4 separate regions of the Homo sapiens genome follow, and regions 1, 3 and 4 are each linked to region 2. The links are chromatin contacts, found by Hi-C in ENCODE. All regions are on one chromosome and are shown on one strand. The core of a region is the stretch at or near the end of the contact, and the rest is flanking DNA. Distances in the headings are between cores, read along the strand shown.

Evidence for each region. Hi-C counts contacts between places; a loop is a spot of excess contacts on that map. Pooled maps may share reads with other maps.
Region 1: a loop to region 2 is called in a map with no recorded cell type, with 13 times the contacts of the local background. The contact joins two enhancer-like sites. A Hi-C loop is called at or near these places in 4 of 37 single-sample maps with no recorded cell type and 8 of 50 pooled maps.
Region 3: a map of naive thymus-derived CD4-positive, alpha-beta T cell shows a loop between it and region 2 (4-fold over the local background). The contact joins two enhancer-like sites. A Hi-C loop is called at or near these places in 1 of 168 maps with a recorded cell type or tissue (naive thymus-derived CD4-positive, alpha-beta T cell), 4 of 37 single-sample maps with no recorded cell type and 11 of 50 pooled maps.
Region 4: a loop to region 2 is called in a map of naive thymus-derived CD4-positive, alpha-beta T cell, with 5 times the contacts of the local background. The contact joins the promoter of MAOA here to the enhancer-like site in region 2. A Hi-C loop is called at or near these places in 1 of 168 maps with a recorded cell type or tissue (naive thymus-derived CD4-positive, alpha-beta T cell), 1 of 37 single-sample maps with no recorded cell type and 5 of 50 pooled maps.

The regions. Positions count from the first base shown.
Region 1 is chrX:42,095,139-42,097,838 of GRCh38, forward strand. No RefSeq gene overlaps it. Among named protein-coding and RNA genes, the nearest start is that of CASK, 170 kb to the left of the region's middle. Within about 2 kb of position 1,278, at least 2 of the 41 ENCODE cell types and tissues checked have a DNase peak (open chromatin) inside an H3K27ac peak, as active enhancers do.
Region 2 is chrX:42,942,296-42,944,995 of GRCh38, forward strand. LOC105373188 (a long non-coding RNA gene) reads left to right here. Exons shown (of 5, transcript XR_949037.3): 5 at 2,245-2,700. Among named protein-coding and RNA genes, the nearest start is that of PPP1R2C, 170 kb to the left of the region's middle. RefSeq lists a silencer at 2,213-2,272. Within about 2 kb of position 1,341, at least 7 of the 41 ENCODE cell types and tissues checked have a DNase peak (open chromatin) inside an H3K27ac peak, as active enhancers do.
Region 3 is chrX:42,117,848-42,120,547 of GRCh38, forward strand. No RefSeq gene overlaps it. Among named protein-coding and RNA genes, the nearest start is that of CASK, 200 kb to the left of the region's middle. Within about 2 kb of position 1,329, at least 2 of the 41 ENCODE cell types and tissues checked have a DNase peak (open chromatin) inside an H3K27ac peak, as active enhancers do.
Region 4 is chrX:43,655,049-43,657,748 of GRCh38, forward strand. It overlaps MAOA (monoamine oxidase A), which reads left to right and starts at 1,251. Exons shown (of 15, transcript NM_000240.4): 1 at 1,251-1,366. The coding sequence starts at 1,294. RefSeq lists a silencer at 1-153 and an enhancer at 85-144.

The DNA of each region.
Region 1 (2,700 bases), core at 28-2,527, 850 kb before region 2:
GGTTATACAGCAAAATAAACTTTTGATTTCAATCAAATTTTGGGAGATCAGGGATTTTCTGGAGTAAGTGCTCCCAGACCTCAGCAAATTGTCCTATTGGTTTGAGCCATAAAGTTAGCTCATGCTGGTACCAAGCACTGATAGCAGATTTGTCAAAGGTCAGGGGTACCTCCACCCGGAATCCCTCCATCGTTACCAAAATGTGAAACCCGAATATCTGAGATAGGTCTCAGTTAATTTAGAAAGTTTATTTTGTCAAGGTTGAGGACGTGCACCTGTGACACAGCCTCAGCAGGTCCTGACGACATGTCCAAGGTGGTCAGAGCACAATTTTTTTTTATACATTTTAGAGAGACATGAGACATCAATCAACATATGTAAGATGAACATTGGTTCGGTCTGGAAGGGCGGGACAACTCGAAGAAAACGGGGGACAACTCGAAGTGGGGAGGGAGCTTCCTGGCCATAGGTAGACAAGAGACAAATGGTTGCATTCTTTTGAGCTTCTGATTAGCCTCTCCAAAGGAGGCAATTAGATATGCATTTATAATAAAATGGGAGACAGGTTTTTCCCAGTTCCCAGCTTAACTTTTCCCTTTAGCATAGTGATTTTGGGGCCCCAAGATTTATTTTCCTTTCACAATATGATTAGGTTAATAGTGATTTGTCTTATAACCTTTCAGGAACCCCTTTACTGAAAATGAGAATATTGTGAATAAATTATCATTTACATGCTCCCATTGTGGAATGTGATCATAATTTTAGCAAAGGGCTTGCTGATTACTGGACTGAGAATCACCAAAGAAGTGAGATAAAATGTGTGGAAGGGTTTGGAAGGCCTCTGCAAAGAGCAGGGAGAAGGGAGTGGAGAAAGATAAGGCAAAAGCACACAGAAATGAAAAAGAGTACAGTAGGTCCTCTGTACCTGATGGTTCCATATCAGCAGATTCAACCTACTGCAGATCAAAAGTATTTGAAAAAAATAATGAGAAATAAAAATAAAATCCTAAGACCCCCAACTGACTGAACAGACCTCCTCTTGGCTAAGGGGAATCCCAGAGAAACCTGAAAAGTGGAGTTCCTGGCCATGAAAGGATAGGAGGTAAGACATGCCTCAATAGGCCTTTTTCTTATTAATTTTTAACCCAAATTCTTTCCTAAAGAGTAAGCAGAAATCAGTGGTGGAAAATCAGAAATGGACGACTCATTCCTTTATCATCCTTAGCCAAGTATCTGGGGCAGTGACCAGATTTTCCTTCCCGTTTGTGGTTTCAACACAGCAACTGACCAGCATTCCTTCCTGATAAGAGGCCACCGATCATGGAGTGGTTCCGGCCGGTCTACAAATGACGTACAGTGAGGGTTTTCACGTCCTCTGCTTCACCTTTTGACATCAGAAGGCTGAGAACTCCACCCTCTGATCATGCTAACACACCATTTTTTGTACATGTGACCCATGAAGAGGCATGAAATTCGATTGGATATATGCATGCTTCTTTCATAAATATTCATAAATCCTCCTACAGCTTATTAAATATGTATACTTACACAACCCATCCAGCACAAATTCCTTTCTTATCCTTCCCTCCCTCAAAGTGTTTGCTCTCAGCTTTTACTGGAAGCTACGCATCCCAGCCTGTGGCATGGCCAGCCTGCAGGCTGCAACCCTTTATGAGAAATACAGCTCTCCTTTCCAAATTTATAAACCTTGTGGTTCTTCAGTTGACAATAACAATACAACAGTAAAAAAAATCCAAATAAAATATAGTATAACAATTATTTACATAGCATTTATAATGTATTAAGTGTTATAAGTAATCTAGAGATAATTCAAACTATATGGGAGGATGTGTGTAAGTTATATGCAAATATTGCACCATTTTATGTAGAAGACTTGAGCATCCACAGATTTTGGTATTCTCTTGGAGTGCTGGAACCAATCCCCTGTGGATATGGAGGGATGGACAACTATATTATGAAGTGTGGGTATGACTGAGAACCAAATGACATTGCCTCAGTATCAGTGGTCAGTTGCCTGAAGAGTCTTGAGCCCCTCAAGCTGAGCCAGTGGGAAGAACAATTTTGTGGGGCCTATGCCTGTTAAAACTGCTCTTTCAGACTAGATAGTTCTAGCAGAATCTTAGTGGTCCCCAGCCTGTTTGGAAATGCCTGGAACTTTTTCAACAAAAGCAGAGACTCTTCCTTGATGGTGGAGAAGCACAAAGGGGAGCCAGGAAAAAGCACACATTTTGCTCAAGAAAGCTTTGGAGAAACAAAAATTGTAGAGAGAAAGTAAATGAACACTACAGAATCAAAACAAAAACAAAATCACTATTTATGAAGAAAAACTGGAAGGAAATACAGTTGATATGGTGATGGGATTTGAGCTATCCTTTATTCCAAATTTTCTGCGATGTGATTATATTGTAAGTTTTTCATTTTAAGAGAAAGTAATTCCGGCAGTTTGGTGTGTGTGTGTGTGTGTAATGGGGTAGCGGGTGGTGAGCAAGCCCTGGACTTGTAGTCAGGGGCTCTAGGTTAAACTTTAGCTCTGTTACCAGCTGCTCACTTCTGAGCTAGTTATTTAACTCCTCTCTGCCTTGGTTTCCTTATGTTGAAAGCTGAAATCAACATAAATTCCGTTCCTGTGTTTAACAATACTGAGACCAGGCATATGTTCCTGTTCCCATGTTAAAAAAT
Region 2 (2,700 bases), core at 91-2,590:
TTTTGGGTCCATGTTTCAGCCAACCAACCAAGTAAACTGTCAAGCCCCTCAACCTGAAACACTGAATCTAGAATATTTGCTTAGTTGGCCCTGTTATGGACTGCATTGTTGCCTCCTCCCCAAAATGTGTATGTTGAAACCCTAACCCCCAATGTGACTATATTTGGAGATGGGGATAATTAAGTAAAATGAGGTCATAAGGGTGAGGCCTTAATTCCATAGGGCTGATGTCCTTATAAGAAAAGGAAGAGACATCAGCGCTGTCTCTCTCTCTCTCCACGTGAATGCCCAGAGGAAAGACCATGTGAAGGTACAGTAAGAAGGTAGCCATCTGCAAGCTGGAAAGTGCCCTCCACAGAAACTAAGCCTGTTGGCACCTTGATCTTGAACTTCAATCCTCCAAAATTGTAAGAAAATAATTTTTTTGTTATTTAAGCCACCCTGCCCATGGTATTTTGTTATGGCACGCCAAGCTGATGAATACAGGCCCATATCAACTAATTCTGCCCAATCCAACTTCATTTTCCTTTCACTTTGACTCCATATCTTTAAAATTGATTCCTATGCATATCCCCCAGGTTTCTGACTATATAAAGTGATAAAACTGTACAATGCTTTTGGTATGCATAGCAGCTCCTCATGGGTTACACTTTGTACTTTACCCCTCTGAGCCCGCTGGGACTTCAGGTAAGTTATAGGTTTAGAAGCAAAGAGAGGTGGTGGGGGTAGGTCTTAAAGAGGATCAGCAGTGCCTTACCAGTCAACTACCTCAGGAAAGGCAGGCAAAGGAGGGCCAATCTTCTCAAGACAGGAGTAGAAAGGCTGCTTCTACTGGCAAAAAAGGCTCAGCAGAACTCAGGGGTTAGAGTCCCCAGCTTTGTGAGAATCTGCCCATAGGATCCCATTCCAGCTTTATATTCATACAGAGGCTACAAGGCTGAGAAATCACTTTGCATCATTCAGCCACTGGCAGGGCGGAGACTCTGAATTTTGGTTTTCAGGGCCCTGTGGCTATGGAAGGAAGATAAGAATTTCTTTCAGGGCAAACAGAAGCTTTCAGTTTCTTTATGTGGACTTTGAGCTGATAATTCAAATTCCCGAGCCTATCCTTTCCCTACTTTCTCCCACGCAGTTAGGAGCAAACAGCCAACCTCATTGTACTCCTTGGTTTGACTAAAATGTGCTAAGGCATCAAATACATGGTCACCCAGAACCTTGTCTTCTGTAAGTGTTTGATTAGGAGTAACTGTAAGGGATAATTGGAAGGATGGCCGAGAAAGGAATGAGGCCAATAGACCCAAGTTCAGGCAAGCTGATTTATTGTCAGTCCTGCCAGGCCACCTCTTGACAAAAGCAGAGGAGGCAGCCCCACTTACAGGCTATAGCAAGGTTTTATAGGGTGTAGAACTGGGTCAAGGTGAAGGAAAAAGAAAAGAGACGGGGCGGGGGGGGGGTCCTTTGTGCCAGGTGTCTGACCACTTCCTGGAGATGTTTTTCTTGCCAGTTCTGTTGTGCAAGGTAGATGTCTTAACCACATCCTGGAGCAGCTGGCCTCTGGTCAAACAGTTACAGGAGGGTTTGGGGTAGGGTGTTTTGCTTTTGGCCTTTGGGGCTTAGATCTATGGGAGGGGGAAACAGTCCAGTTGGGTGGACCCTAACAGTAACCAGTGGGGATATTTTGTGTATCTCTATTGCCACATCATGCCATTGACTACCAGTGCCCTTCTTACTGCTAGAAGTAGACTCATTAGTGCTTTTAAATTTAATCATATTAGAGAAGACTCAAAACCAAGTCAGAGAATTCATACTTAAGATTCTATCCCCCTGGAACCACTCTTGGTATTAAAATCTGTATCAGTTAGCATTTAATCAGAGAAGCAAAAACTAGTATCTATCTAGATCTCTATATTTATATCAGATATTCTGCAGAGTGGCATTATTGACTTTTGGGCTGGATAATTCTTTGTTGGGGTGTGAGGGTGGGGGACAGTCCTGTGAATTGTGGGTTTATCTATGGCCTCTACTCACTATATGCCAGTAGCACAACTCTCTACCCTCCACCAAGTTGTAACAACCAAAAACGTATGCAGACACTGCCAAATGTTCCCTGAGGGTGAAAATTGCCTCCAGCTGAGAACTACTGGTATCTCTATATTATCTATATTTTTATTTATAGCTATATGTATCTCTTCCTCTATCTGAGAGAGAAATTGGTTATACGGAATTGGCCTTATGCAATTGTAGGAGCTGGCTAAGCAGTCTCTGTATGGCTGTTTTCTCACACATGATGCTGAGGCTTCAAGATCACAGGGATGGCAGTCAGAAAAGGAAAAACACAAGCAGGCTGGAACCAACAAGCTTAAGCTGGAACTCCGTGGAGAAGGACTAAAACCTGTGTTCATTCTTGTTGCCTCTAACCTTGGTAATGAGGGTATCCAGCAGAAGTGGGGCCCTTTGTCACAAAGTGAAACACACACCCCTGGTCTAGGAGTCTGAGAAGCTGAAAGAATATCAGCGGCAGGTAGAGCAGCCACAGAATCAGATGCTGCTTCACACCAGTAGGGTGAATCTACAGATCAGCAACAATATGTGTGAGCCACAAAATGGCCACTGCTTCTCTTTCAGCCTCTAAATGTCTCAAGAATCTTCCCTATGTCTTACCTCAACTCAAAACAAACAAGAGAAAAAATTCTGGGAAAT
Region 3 (2,700 bases), core at 79-2,578, 820 kb before region 2:
TTTGACTGTTATATTTATTGCAAATACTTTTCCCCAGTCTCTTTATTGTCTTTTAAAGTTGTTTATGGTGTGTTTTGCCATACACAAGTTTCCAATTCACCTGTAGGCAAATACGTTGATTTTATTCCCCTTATTGTTTCTGTTTTTTTTTTGAGACAAAGTCTTGCTCTTGTCCCCCAGGCTGGAGTGCGATAGCACAATCTTGGCTCACTGCAACCTCACCTCCCGTGTTCAAGCGATTCTCCTGCCTCAGCCCCCCGAGTAGCTGGGATTACAGGCGCCTGCCGCCTGGCTAGTTTTGGTATTTTTAGTAGAGACAGGGTTTCACCATGTTGGCCAGGCTGATCTCGAACTCCTGACCTCAGGTGATCCACCTGCCTCGGCCTCCCAAAGTGCTGGGATTACAGGCGTGAGCCACTGCACCCTGCCTGTTTCTGTTTTTTAGGTCTTGCTTAAGAGAACTTTTCTTACCTCTAGATTACAAAATTATCACTCTATATTTCCTTATAATAATTTTAACTATATATATGCTTGTTGATTGATTTGTAGGTCTTTTGTTGACTTGGAATCTATATTTCTGTATGATGTGAAGAATATAATTTTATTTTTTAAATTAATGAATTTCTAATTATTTGCTTATACTCTACACGTCAACTTGTTTCAGTATCGAGTTTATCTTTGTGGGCTGTATCTTGGTGGGTATGAGGGGATAAGCATGGTATCTACAGAGTGTGATCTATTCCTTTCTGCAAACTATAAATACTTAGATTCTTAGTAGTCACTGGCTAATGAAAAGGATTCTACATCACTAAATGGTCAGGATGGGACCATCCACTGTATCAGTGCAGGCTACCCAATGCCAGACAAACGTCCCTAGATCTAGATTGGAGAAAATATTCCTCAAAGTTCCTTAAGGAAGACAATGTAGTGTATTGTCTTTGCAATCACACAGAGCTGGGTTTGAATCTCAGCTCTGCCATTTTCATCTGTGTGGCCCAGGGCAAGTTTGCTCATCTCTAAGACTCAGTTTCCTTATCCCTAAAAAGGAAATAATAATTCTTATTTTGTGGGTTCGTTGTGAAAATCTGAGACAATACAAAGTACTTGGCACATGTTTAGTGTTCAATCATGTTAACCATTGTTACTTCTGGTTATGATAATGACTTCTGCAAAGATGTGACTATTTGGGGCGTGGGGTGCACAGAGGAGGAGTAAAAATTGAGAAATGGCAACCATTCTTGAAGAGTTGAGGTGGGAGAGATGTGAGGTTGTTGGTATCCCCAGAAAAGCCCAGGAGAGACATTGGAGCCAGCACCAAAACTGTCTAGTACTTGTGCTAGGCCAGCAGAAAAGCCCCCAGGGATCTCTATTCTTGCCTTGTTAAACAAAACCATGAGTCATCACCTTGGGAAAGAGTGTGGAAACCCAGAGAAGCAATGTTTGAACAGATGGTCTATTGTTTGAGAGCAAATAAACTAGGGATATCTTCAGACAGGAGTAGAACAAGTTATCACATGGCAATGACTTAATAGGTTTCAATAGAAAGCTGGCTAGGGCCAAAGCTGGAGTAACAAAAAGGAACTGAAAGGGATGCCGAAGCAGAGCATACCTGGAGAATCATTGAATTATATTATAATATATTATAATATAATTCAAAGATTATAACTATAACATGGTTATAACGTTATAACTATATAGTTATAATATTATAAGCCTCATTGGTTGGCACTGGGAAGCCCTGCACCATTCTCAAGGTAGGGCACAGTCGTTCTCATCTTGCTGGGGAGCTTGGGCTAAAGCAATTCAGATGTGGTAGATGAAGACAAAGAGGAAGAAATGGGTTCTGAAGAACGTGGTCATAGAGCAAGCCTTGGTGACCTGTTGGGAGCAGAGCTGTATAGACCCTTTGTACTCAAAGCAGAGTCCGTAAACCAGTAGCATAGGCCTCATCTGGAAGCTTATTAGAAATATAGACCCTTGGGTTCCACCCCAGACCCACTGAATTAGAATCTGTATTTTATCAAATCCCCAGGTGATTTGAATACATTCAAAAGTTTGGAGAAGTGCACATCTAGGCCTGGGATAAAATAGGCTCAAGTGGAAGGAGGATTTCCTGGAAGATTTGTTTATTCACTTCTCAAAGTCAAATTTTTCAGCATAAAACATTTTTTAACCCAAGGATTTCAAATAATACTATTCCAAACATGTTCCATCTACTACTTGGGTCAGGTAAAAAATACTTTATTTTGGCATAATTATTAATACCCAAATAATAAAACCATTTTCTTACTTTAGATAAGATAGAAATACTACTTCAATTTTTCCACAGGGCAAAAGGCTTATCAGCATTAACAAGTACTATCCTGTCTTTAATTCTTTGCTTTGTCTCCAATGAGAATCATGCTTAATTATTGAACTGCTGAGTAAGAAAAAACAATGCCTATTAGATATTAACTGAGATAATTAAATCTACTCAATTGAAGAATTTTGCTCAACTGGGATCACCTCAAACATTAAACAGCCTTTAGAGTTTTCTCTTCAACTTGGTGATTCCAGGAGAAAGTGCCTGGGTAAAAATTCAGCTTGTTCCAGTTGTCACACTTTTGAGTAAAATCAAAACATTACTTAGCTCATTACCTTCTAAGAAAGCATTTTCAAAGTGTAGTCCCTGGACCAGCATTATCAGTATCACCTGGGAAC
Region 4 (2,700 bases), core at 1-2,500, 710 kb after region 2:
AGCGTGCTCCAGAAACATGAGCACAAACGCCTCAGCCTCCTTCCCCGGCGGCACCGGCACCGGCACCAGTACCCGCACCAGTACCGGCACCGGCACCAGTACCCGCACCAGTACCGGCACCGGCACCAGTACCCGCACCAGTACCGGCACCGGCACCGAGCGCAAGGCGGAGGGCCCGCCCGAAGCCGGGGGCACAACTGCCCAGGTCCCGAACCCGGACTCCAGCTTGGACGACACCTCCTACAGCCTGTCCGAATGGAGCGTCCGTTCTGAGTGGCGGTCCGTCTCGGATCCGCTAGCCAGTTCCCAGTGGAGCACGTCCTCAACTGCCGAGGCCGCCTCCTGGAGCTCCAGCATACACTCCCCAATCAGCACTACCGGTCTTAGCGAGAGTACTGACTCCGACTCCAAGAGTGGCCTCCGGGGTTTCAGCGCTTACAACCCGAGCAGTCGGATCCCCAAGTCTACCACCAGCTCGAACTCCTCCGATGGGGCCGTCACAGCCTCCAATCAGGACACCGGCATTCCCTGGGTATTAGTAACAGGACCTACCCCGCCCGTAAACTCCCCCGTAGAGTCATTGCAAGGGTCTGCCTTCTCCTCAGGGTTCAGCACCCCACGGGGTTTGGTAAAAGGACCGACCCTGCCCCCGGATTCCAACCTGACCTCAGTGTCCGACTACACTTGGATATTTGTACGGGGACCTCCTATACCCAATGACCTTTCGCAAGTGTCAATACAAGCACCTCCTACACCCAGTAACACCCCCGAGTGTCAGTACAAGGGTCTGCCGCATCCTCAGTGTCCAGCTTCCCCTGGGGTTTGGTACCAGGACCACCTCTACCCAATAACATTTCCCCAGTGTCGCCACAAGCACCTCCTGCACCCCATAACATCCCCCCAGTGTCAAGGCAGGCGTCTACCCCCACCTCAGTGCCTGACACTCCGCGGGGTTCAATACAAGAACCTCCTGCACCCAGTAATCCTTTCCAGCTGCCGACACAAGGACATTCTAAACCTAATAACTCTCGCCGAGTGTCAGTACAAGGGTCCGCCCCGCTCTCAGTGCCCAGCTCCCCCCGGGTATCAGCTGAAACATCAGCTCCGCCCCTGGGCGCTCCCGGAGTATCAGCAAAAGGGTTCGCCCCGCCCACAGTGCCCGGCTCCCCCCGGGTATCAAAAGAAGGATCGGCTCCGCCCCCGGGCTCCCCGGGGGAGTTGATAGAAGGGTCCTTCCCACCCTTTGCCGTCCCCACTCCTGTGCCTACGACCCAGGAGCGTGTCAGCCAAAGCATGGAGAATCAAGAGAAGGCGAGTATCGCGGGCCACATGTTCGACGTAGTCGTGATCGGAGGTGGCATTTCAGGTCAGTGTGGACCGTAGCGGTGGCCTGGGGGACCCTGGCCAGTGAGGGGTAGGGGAACCTACAGTAGCTCTTGTGGTGTTTGGGGGTCTCTCATGCATGCGAGAGTGTAGTGTAGCCATGGCTTGGCCCCATATCCTGCGAGGTAGGAGTGGGGGTTGTGCCAGTTTTGCTGGTGGTGTGACTGGGGGAGGCAGACACAATAATTTTACTACTACTACTATTAAATACTAATATTTAATTAGCTCTTGCTGTGCAGTTGTATTTAGCACTTTACGTGGATTTTCTCAGTCCTCAACAGTCCTGTGAGGTGGGAACTAAATTCATCCCCGTTTTGCAAAACCAAGAAACTGAGGTCTGGGGAGTTTCAATAACTCTCTTGAGGTCGAATCACCTAGCTTGTAAGTGGCTGAACGATTTTCTCCCATTTAAGACCTGCAGTACTAATTCCTGAGGTGGCTGCTTTGCCTCACTGATTTCATATCCTTTGCCCTAAACAGAACATCAGGATACAGATTTCTGTAGTATTGAGGGAGCAGTAGTGTTATTCCAGTCCTGCTCTTCTCTATTTTCCGTAGAAAATTTAGTAGGTGAAGAGGAAGGAGGTAGACTCCTTTAAGAAAAGGTTAAAAAAAAAAAGAGGAGAAGAGGGGGTGAGCTCTTAAACTATTCCTGTGTGTGTGTGTGTGTGTGTGTGTGTGTGTGTGTGTATGAACTGTGTTTATATATATATATGAACTGTGTTTATATATATATATGAACTGTGTTTATATATATATATGAACTGTGTTTATATATATATATGAACTGTGTTTATATATATATATGAACTGTGTTTATATATATATATATGAACTGTGTTTATATATATATATATATGAACTGTGTGTGTGTATATATATATATGAACTTGCAGGAAGGTGTAGGACATTTATTGTCCAAAGAGAATCCCTTTATGAAGCAGGGGCTGAGTGCCCTGTTGTATCCTCCTTCCTCCTTTCACTAAGAGCTCCCACCACCTGAATCTTGTCTTCTGATGAGCCAGTTGGTGGGCCAGGGTGCCCCTGGTCCTGGCTTGGATTTGTGGCTAACCAAGTGAGTGGTGCATGAGGCTTTCCAATATCTTCCTGGAAGCCTCATCATGATTGATATATTGTCGCCTATGTTGCCATCATTGGTAAAATGTTTGAAAATTAGGAATTTTGTTGCCTTTCATCCCTGGCTAGAATACCACACTGACCTATCCTCCCCCTACTAGGTGTTAATAATTTCTGAGTTATCCCTGCAGGATCTGATTCAGAAAGAGAAAGCTGATGGGAGGGAGTAAGTAGAGTGGC